2 separate regions of the Homo sapiens genome follow, and region 2 is linked to region 1. A link is a loop called in an ENCODE intact Hi-C map of the cell type or tissue named here. Cell type or tissue: OCI-LY7. All regions are shown on one strand.

Evidence for each region. A loop is a pair of places that touch in the nucleus more often than their neighbours do. Peaks named below come from ENCODE experiments on the same cell type or tissue, not always from the same donor. Only the 100,000 strongest peaks of a DNase experiment are listed, where the experiment ranks them.
Region 2: a loop joins it to region 1, with 2.5 times the contacts of the local background. A loop is called at or near these places in 6 of 110 quality-filtered maps.

What each region holds. Positions count from the first base shown.
Region 1 is chr5:119,410,297-119,415,296 of GRCh38, reverse strand. No RefSeq gene overlaps it. Among named protein-coding and RNA genes, the nearest start is that of HSD17B4, 40 kb to the left of the region's middle. RefSeq lists a silencer at 2,949-3,243 and enhancers at 3,200-3,329, 4,716-4,985. In OCI-LY7, a CTCF peak has its summit at 3,052 (motif pointing right); DNase peaks (open chromatin) are centred at 1,026, 3,076 and 3,376; H3K4me3 peaks cover 513 bases.
Region 2 is chr5:119,217,886-119,222,885 of GRCh38, reverse strand. It overlaps DMXL1 (Dmx like 1), which reads right to left. Exons shown (of 44, transcript NM_001290321.3): 36 at 2,293-2,414; 37 at 1,805-1,946. Among named protein-coding and RNA genes, the nearest start is that of MIR5706, 66 kb to the right of the region's middle. In OCI-LY7, no CTCF peak of the experiment used is centred here; a DNase peak (open chromatin) is centred at 2,125; H3K27ac peaks cover 651 bases.

The sequences.
Region 1 (5,000 bases):
TATGGGTTTTGACAAATGTGTAATGACATATATCCATCATTATAGTATCACACAAACTTTTTCATTGCCCTAAAATTCTTCTTTGCCTATTCATTCCTCCCTCTCCCCAAGCCCCTGACAACCATTGATCTTTTTATTTTATCCATAGGTTTTCCTTTCCAGAATGTCATATAGTTAAAATCATACAGTATGTTGCCTTTTTCAGATGGGCTTTCTTCACTTAGTAATATGAATTTCAGTTTCTTCCATGCCTTTTCATGGAAGTGCATTGACTCCATTGGCTCTCCTAATGCCAGCCTCTTTTCTGTCTTACTTTCTCCTCTTGCTTAGATTCTATGATCCACCATTACAATCCACAACCTTGCTTCTCCTTTCCTTCTATCATTCCCTCCTGGTTTCCAAAGAAAACTTTGAAGTTTTCCAGTTTAAAATGTTCTCTAACTTCTTTTTTTCCCCCTTTGGCAGTTTTTTTTTTAGAAAATTATTATTATACTTTAAGTTCTAGGGTACATGTGCACAACATGCAGGTTTGATACATAGGTACACATGTGCCATGTTGGTTTGCTGCACCCATTAACTCATCGTTTATGTTAGGTATTTCTTCTAATGCTATCCCTTCCCCAGTTCCGCACCCCACAACAGGCCCCGGTGTGTGATGTTCCCCACCATGTGTCCAAGTGATCTCATTGTTCAATTCCCACCTATGAGTGAGAACACATGGTGTTCGGTTTTCTGTCCTCGTGATAGTTTGCTGAGTATCGGGGGAATCTGCCCCCAATATTTCAATGTAGTTTCTTTCTATTTTCCATAAGTGTCAGCTGGCTGAGAAATAAAGAGAAAGAGTACAAAGAGAGGAATTTTATAGCTGGGTCCCTGGGGGTGACGTCACATATCGGTAGGACCGTGATGCCCAACTGAGCCTCAAACCAGCAAGTTTTTTATTAAGCGTTTCGAAAGGGGAGGGGGTGTAAGAACAGGGAGTAGATCACATGCTTCAAAGGGCAAAAAGCAGAACAAAGATCACAAGGCAAAAGGCAAAAGCAGAACTACTGATAAGGGTCTATGTTCAGCAGTGCACGTATTGTTTTAATAAACATCTTAAAGAACAGAAAAGAGGGTTCGAGAGCAGAGAACTGGTCTGACCACAAATTTACCAGGGCAGGGTTTTTCCCCACCCTAGTAAGCCTGAGGGTACTGAAGGAGACCAGGGCATATCTCAGTCCTTATCTCAACCACATAAGACAGACATTCCCAGAGCAGCCGTTTATAAACCTCCCCCCAGGAATGCATTCCTTTCCCAGGGTATTAATAATATTAATATTCCTTGCTAGGAAAAGAATTTAGTGATATCTTCCCTACTTGCATGTCCGTTTATAGGCTCTCTGCAAGAAGAAAAATATGGCTCTTTTTGCCCGACCCTGCAGGCAGTCAGACCTTATGGTTGTCTTCCTTTGTTCCCTAAAAATCGCTGTTATTCTGCTCTTTTTCAAAGTGTGCTGATTTCATATTGTTCAAACACACGTTTTACAATCGATTTGTACAGTTAACACAATTATCACAGTGGTCCTGAGGTGACGTACATCCTCAGCTTACAAAGATAACAAGATTAAGAGATTAAAGTAAGACAAGCATAAGAAATTATAAAAGTATTATTTGGGAACTGATAAATGTCCATGAAATCTTCACAACTTATGTTCCTCTGCCGCAGCTCCAGCCAGTCCCTCCATTCGGGGTCCCTGACTTCCCGCAGCAGCTGAGAATGATGGTTTCCAGCTTCTAACATTTCTTTCTTGATGTGTGAGCTATTTACAAGTTTGCTTCCTAATATCAAGCAAGGAAATTTCCTAGTAATCTTTTTATTAATGATTTTGAGTGTAATGCATTATCATCAAAGAACATTCCCTGATTTCAAGCCTTTTAAATATAGGGAAACTGGCTTTATGATCCACAATACTGTCAATTTTAACAGCGAAGATGAAGCTCTTTTTTTTTTAAGTGTTGAATAATGATCCATTCTGTGGATGTGCCACATCAGTAGAAGGACATCTTGGTTGCTTCCATTTTTGGCAAGCCATAGTCTTTTTGTAACCTAAGGAAATGATATCCCATAACTTTTGCAATATTCTCTTCATTTGAAGCAAGTCAATAAGTCCACCCCATGCTCAAAGGGGAGAGATTGTACAAGGGCATGGATACCAAGAGGGAAAGATTGTGGGGACAATTGTAGAGGCTGCCCACCCTACCAGGAAAGACAAATGTTTACAGTACCTTGACCACGCCCAAGCAGCCAGGCCAGTTAAAGAATGCCCTGTACAGAGTCCATACCTGTGAAAAAAGTATAGTATTTTTGTTTTAATGTCGCATAATTTACCAAAGTACTGAAAACTTTAAGCCACACTGCAGATGTACTTGGCCCTATTGAGAATAATCCTAAAGCAATGCATAGCACTTTAAAAATTGCTGCCAGCTCATTTTCCTTGAAAAACAGAATCTATTTCTAGTACATTTTCTTGGAGAGCTGCCCATCCTATTCAAGTTTTCAAAAAAGGGACCTTTCAATTAAATTGTCATTTGTTCCACTCCTGCCTGTGCTGCAGAGGAGAGCATGTTACAGAGAATACAATATGCAATAAGTAAAATAATTCCAAAAATATTACAAACATACATTACATCGCTGAGATGTATGTATGAATTCAGATCCTACGTTTTAATTCTTGTAGGGAAATTTTATATTATTTACCCTCAGCTGAAGTAAAAGAGTAAAATTCTTTTGCTTTCTTTCCTTCCCAAGTCGTATAATCCCTGTACTAGTCCAATATTTGGTGAAAAAGGTGTTTGTGAAGCTATATATTGGCAGGAACAATGGATCTACGTGCTAATTTACGACTTTTTACGACTGAATTCTTTAACTCTCTGAGAAGTGTGTCCAGATGCACATAGACCCTCTTTGCTTTGTGTCCTTAGATTATTACATCCAAACTAATTATATTCTCACGTTAAACAACAGAGTGATTGATGCAAACATGGTCTGTGATAGAAAACACTGGCACCATATGGCCACAAGAGGGAGTAAAGAGCCACAGAAACATTAGCGTCTTCAAGGCTAGGCTCTACCATTCCCGAGGAAATAGAGAACTTTTGTTGTTTCTATTTCCCCCACTCTCTTTTTCCTTCTAATAATTCAGAGACTTTCTTCTGACCAAAGGCAGAGCTAGTATCTACAGATCTCGCTGTTACGATGAGGCAAAGTTAGCCCGGAGCAGCTTCTTCTCCCGCTGCTGTCCTGGCTGACTTCCCCAAGGAACACTTTCCAATACCAAACTACCAGCAGTGGGCTCCTGTCTCCGTGCTGAGGGCACCCTCCGGTGCCTGTCTCTGCTCTCCGATTTGCCACCAGAGCCCAAATAGCTGGTTTATGGGAAGACTTGTTATGTTGAACGCTTCAATCGCTTCTTAAATTGATTTATCATGGCACTGAAGCAATTAGATGATATACAGACCAATGAATCCCTTGTAAAGGCTACAGTAAGCACTCAGTAAGAGGAGAAAAATCAGATTGAGAGCCTGGGGAAACATACTTTCCTAGGAATGACATAAATGGAAATCCCTCAATTACACTCCCCATCATTCCTGAGTCCTTGGCACCGGGCGGGGGGTAGGGGGTGGGGGGACGTTCTAAAACTCAGCCCCATAAATGGTGGCATGTTATATACCAAATTACCATACGGTTGTTTGGGGATTTGTTTTTTGTTGTTGCTATTAGTTCAGCTTGAACAAAGGAGTGATGAATAGAGCTGAGTAAGATATTTAGTCCCTCAGCAGAATTACTCAGAAGCTGCAGGCAGTATGTCAGGCAAAAAATACAGGGAGGAGTCAACACAATGGGAGATAAGTTATGACTGAGACAATAGAAATACAATTCCTTGAATCCTGGCTGTCGCTTATTCATGCACATGGATTCATCAGAACAGGTTGCCAAACTACAAGGGAAAAAACTGAAAATAAATTGCCAAATGTTTGCCACAGAGTTTATTTTCCTATTACATTTCTTTGATAAACTCTTCTCCAAAGGATTCAAAGAGTTGTGCTGAATGGAAATTTCTTTTAAACACTGCCAGAGATGAAGTGAAGTCTCACCTTGATGGTGGGAGAAAAGATGGGAGAAGGAAAAAACAATAACCAAGATGCCTTAAAGCAGAGAGGACTGGAGAAAGAGCAATGGCTAAATTCTTCAGTGTGCAAACATGCAGCTGGCTACAGGAAGGAGGGTGCAGCCAAGGCTCTTCACTACAGAGATCTTGAAAGCTTGGAGGAGCATATTGCAATTTTGGAGACTCATCACATTCCGCATCTTGGAATCCTCCAGCAGAGTTCAGATCCAGACTCCTCAAACCCGCCAGATGCCCCTCCCTAACACCCTTCTGCTCTTAACACTGGTCCCTCCTACACAATGCTTATTTATTATGGAGAAATCTGTGCCTCCAGCTCACCATAAACTTGTATTCCTGCCATGGTATATGTTCCTTCCCAGCTTGAGACCTGCTTGAATCAATATCATTTTACACCTGGGCCCCAAAGCTCAGGGACTTCTGAGAAGCAGGCCAGCCTTGTACTCTGGCTGAGAAGTCTCTGTGTCAAGAAGACTCATCTCAGAAGTCTCAGCAAAAGAGGAGGAAGTCCCGGTGGCCTGTCATTATCCATCTCTGATCCAATCACTGCAGTCAAGGGAATGTGAAGCTTTGATGGTCAAACATGGTCACATGCCACCCTTAGAGCTGGAAATCAGCTCCACTGGAACCCCCAGCCTTGAGAGTAGAAGCGTAGACTCCCTGAGAAGGTTGGAGGCTATTTTAAGTAGAGTAAGTGGATGCTGGGCTGTCAGGAAGCAAGACAAATCCACCTCAATCACTTTTCAGCCCTTCCCTCTCTGTAGTCTAGCACAGCCCAGGTGACTATGGAACCTTGTGTATTTGAATAGAGAGCAAATGGAGCTCTTGGTG
Region 2 (5,000 bases), 190 kb after region 1:
AGCATTTTAAGCAGAAGGAAAGTCAAGGGCTCCTGACATAACCATGAGCTTAATAAGTTCAAGAGACAGAAAGAAGCCAGTGTAATTACAGCAAAGAGAATCAGATGTAGAATAAAGGGAGATGAGATGGCAGAAGGTTAAATTTTGTAGGGCCCTATTAATGACTTGTTATTTAAAAGCCGTATTGGGAAATCTGAAATTTTTTAGAAAGCGAGTGACAACCTGAATGATGTTTTAGAAAAGAGTAACTGGCTGCTGCTGTGTAAAGAATAGAAGTAGGAAGAGACCAACAAGAAAGATGTTACAGGAAGAACTATATTGTAATCTCTGAGGTTGGAATTCAAAAAAGTGCCTATTAGTCCTATGCACTTCTTTGGCATATATTCCCTTTGAGTTCTCCTTTAAAAGAATATAATATCAGTAAGTTTTACCAATGAATTGTAACATATCTGTCAGCTGGAAAAATTATTTAACCACCACTGAGCAAGTCATTTCATTTGAATAATTACTAGATTGCTTTTCAAGTTCATTTTAATCCTTAAAACACTGCTACTTGAAATCACTGAACTAAGGAGAACAGAGGGCTTTAAAACAAGCTCTACCATACATTTAACAAAGTGACATAAGTTGATCCACTTGACCTTTTTGGATCTCAAGCTTCATCTGAAGAATGTTTAAATACGAGTAAATAACAACTACAACAGATACTGCAAATTATAAGGTTATAGCAACTATAAAGGAACTCCATTAGGTACAAAATATTACAAGGTATTATTAAAGATAACTCAGATTTTACTTGAACAATTGCTCATACTAATTAATGAAAAATAATTTTTTTTTTGGCCAAGGAAAGCATTCTACAGTACTTATGAAATTCTGAAAAACCCTACCACCTTTCTTTGCTTCTTCAAATCCGTTCATTAGTTCCTATAACCTACGTAATAATAAAGGCTTGGAAGTACAAATATGAATCACATCTCTAGGTAATCAGGGCTAAAAAAGATCCTCCAACACTACAGAAAAATTATGTTTCAGTTCATTATTATATTGCTTTTTGCTTAACTTAAGAAATTATATATTGTTTTTGTTAAAAAAAAAAAAAGAATATTTGTCCTGGCATTTAAAAAAGTGATACTTAATATGGATATAGTTATTAATTGATATCCATTAAAAGATACCTAGACAAGGGGTTAGCAAACCTTTTTTTATAAAGGACTGGATAGCAAGTGTTTTGGCTTTATGGGCATTTACTTTCTGTTGCAGATACTCAATTCTGCCACTGTAGTGTGAAGGCATCCACAGACAAAATGGAAACAAATGACTGGCTGTGTTCCTATAAAACTTTATTTGTAAAAAAACACTGAAATCCAGTTTCATGTAATTTTCATGTGCCAAAAAATACTATGTTTGTTTTTTCAACTATTGAAAAAACAATGTATAAACCATTTCACTAAAATGTATACACCATTCTTAGCATATTAGCTATATAAAAACAGGTCATGGGTAATATTTGATCTATGGGGAACACCTTGCTGAAGCCTGATCTGAACCATGTTTCAAATAATTCTTAATTAAAATATAGCTCTTTGGTTTTCAAGCAAAGTATATTTTTAAAACAATTTATTATTACCCTTTCAAATGAAAACATACTAGTCTTCATTATCAAAATTTACAATTTCCAACATGTAAGACTTACTAAAACTTTAGGAATTAAGAAAAATGTTTTAAATCATCCTTTATCCATTAACCTAGAGGGAAAAATAAAAGTTACATATAACTTAAATTTATTTTTAACTTTACATACCACAGATGCTCCTCTGCCAGTCTGTGTACTACCAAGCCATGGCATGTTGATTGGAGTGCCAGGATTGCTATGTGTATATGGAGTTGTACCTTGAACAGCTGTTAAATCATCACGAGCATGTATAACCAAGAAATCTTCTGATCTATAAAGGAATGTCAACCAGAATAAAAACAACTCATCATTTCTTTCTTTTTTACACTTGAAAGGTCTAAAATTTGAATTTATAGTTCCCTTTAAAATTAATTTTCTTCAGCTCTTATTTGTAACTCACACACAATGACCTCATACCTCAACAATTTCTGTTCCCTTCACTTACTCTTCTCTCAGTTCCCTTATTTAAAGCTCTTGCCACCCCTCATTTAGCACATCAGCTTCTACTCTGCTTACAATCTATACATTGCTTTAAAGAATCTTTTGAAAGTTTTAGTTCAGTAAATATAGTCACTCATATTGCAACATTACTAAATAGAAACAAACTATGAAGGTACCCTTTGGTTTCCACTTCTATATCATCATCTACCCAAGTGTAGACCTGTGTGGCCAGAATTCCAGAAACATCCAGTTCTTGAACATCATGACTGGAAGCGATTGCTATGCAGTTTCTATTTGCCTGAAAAATAAGTCAAATGGTAATTTTAAAAGCAATAGGCAAAAGAGATAGTATATGAGCTGCTTTTGAAAATGGTAGTTTTGAAATAACCTCTAGCAGTGATAACTAAAGTACAGGATATACAGCATTCTTACTTTTAGTGAAATAATAAGCTTCAGTTTGGAGATACGTTTATGTTCTATGAAAAGTACATCCAATAGAAAGCCAGTATAAATGGCAATACATGCAGCATTTTATTTCCTCTCCCAGTACTGTTTTTCTAGACTGCTAGAATGCTATGATCGCTCTAAGGTATGCACAATTCAGAAATGTGGAGGAAGATGCTGAAAAAGATAGGAACCTGTAGGGTACAGAAAGGTGAGGGCAATAAGGAACTCCAAACTAAAAACATAATTATTAATTATTTAAATAAAACAAACTTTCTCCTAAAGCTTTTCAATCTTAGGCAAAAAAAAAAAAAAGAAGTGGGAAAGGGTCACAGAAAAAAGGTGTAGGGGCAGAAATATAGTGGGAGAAGTATGCCAGAAAAAGATCACAAATGAAAAGTTGCTAAGGTTAAATGACATGAAATTTTAAATGCCTATGAATCAAAAATGTACATCTTGGCTGGGGGCAGTGGCTCACGTCTATAATCCTAGCACTTTAGGAGGCTGAAGCAGGCAGACAGCTTGAGCTCAGGAGTTCGATAGTAGCCTGGGCAACATGGCAAAACACTGTCTCTACAAAAAATACAAAAATTAGTTGGGCATGGTGGCATGCACCTGCAGTCCCAGCTACTTGGGAGAATGAGGTGAAACGATTGCTTGAGCCCAGGAGGTCGAGGCTGCAGTGAGCTGACATTGCACCACAGCACTGGGCACCAGGCATGATACCCTGTCTCAATAAATAAATAAATAAATAAATTAATTAATTAATTAAATGTGTATCTTTGAAACAGAAAACAGGAAGATATTGACAGCAAAGAGAAAATAGGATTACCATTACTGTTATGTTAGATTTTAACACAAACTATTAAGAAAAAACTGAGACCTTAGAAATAAATGAAAAAATGATATAGCTAGATTATTGGGTGGTTATTCTCCATGGGTATCCCAAATTCTGCATGTTTTATAAGTGAGTCATGTCTGCCCTTTTTTCTGCAGTATAATTGCCAGGATGTTTGTATAACTATCGTCTCTCCCTCCAGAGCAAAGGGCAAGTATGCTTACTATCGATTATAAAAGATTTGGGTCCCCTAAACTCAGAGATCCTCTCCTGTAATATAACCTACTATGTGTGTAGGTAAGGTAGGTATCATCTGGCCCTCTTCCCGTCATTCTCTGGAAATTGTGGCTCAGGCAACCAGTGTAAAGTGCTGATTTTCTGGTTATTGCTTTTGCTGTTAGACATAAACTGTCCTTTGTCTCTGATCCAAGAGTCGTATGTCTTCTAACAGCATCCACTAAAATGTTTAATGGATCAATTAAATGGACTGTTTAAACAATCCACTGCCTGCCTCAAACAGAACTGTTTCTGTGGCAACAGAAACAGAAAGCTAACTGTTAGTTTTAATTTAAGGTAAAATCTGAGACCCTTCATAGTTTTTGACACAGGTAGTTCCCAACTAAACAAATGGCAAAAAAAATCTCAATGGCATTTAAAAAAATGCAACTTAAAGCAAGAGGTATTATTTCTCAGCTGCAAATTTAGTAAGGATATTAAAAATAGCATATCAGCTGGGTGCAGTGGCTCACGCCTGTAATCCCAGCACTTTGGGAGGCCGAGGCAGGCGGATCACGAGGTAAAGAGATCGAGACCATCCTGGCCAACCAACATGGTGAAACGCCGTCTCTACTAAAAATACAAAAATTAGCTGGGTGTAGTGGTGCACACCTGTAGTCCCAGCTACTTGGGAGGCTGAGGCAGGAGAATCGCTTGAACCCGGGAGGCAGAGGTTGCAGTAAGCCAAGATCGCGCCACTGCACTCCAGCCTGGGCAACAGAGCGAGACTCCGTCTCAAAATAAAATAAAATAAAATAAAGTAAAATAAAATAAAATAAAATAAATAAAAATAGCAAATCTGGGGAAATAAAAATTAAACAGGCATATTCATAGACAGTAACTTGTAGACTTTATATATGTGAATAGCTATTCATTACCAGTACTTATATATAAACCCTCAAGAAGAAAACAACTAGTTTCTTTTATAGCACAGACTATTTTAAATCATATTTTCTTCAAGAAAGAGCAGGTAATGCAGGTATAGATAATTTTTTTTTGTAGAGACAGGGTCTCACAATGTTGCCCAGGCTGGTATCAAACTCCTGGCCTCTAGTGATCCTACTGCCTTGGCCTCCCAAAGTGTTGGGATGACAGGTGTGAGCAACCACACCTGGCCAATAATTTTGTATTTGACATGTATATATAATATCATGTTATACAGATATTACAACTGGCTAAGGGGCTGACTCCAGATTTGCCTGTTTCAAACAGAACTGTTTCTTTGATAACAGAACTGTCTGAAGCAGGCAAATCTGGAATCAGCCCTTTAGCCAGTCATTGCTCAACGGTGTCTAAGAAGGAAATTAAGTGAAGCACACAGAACAA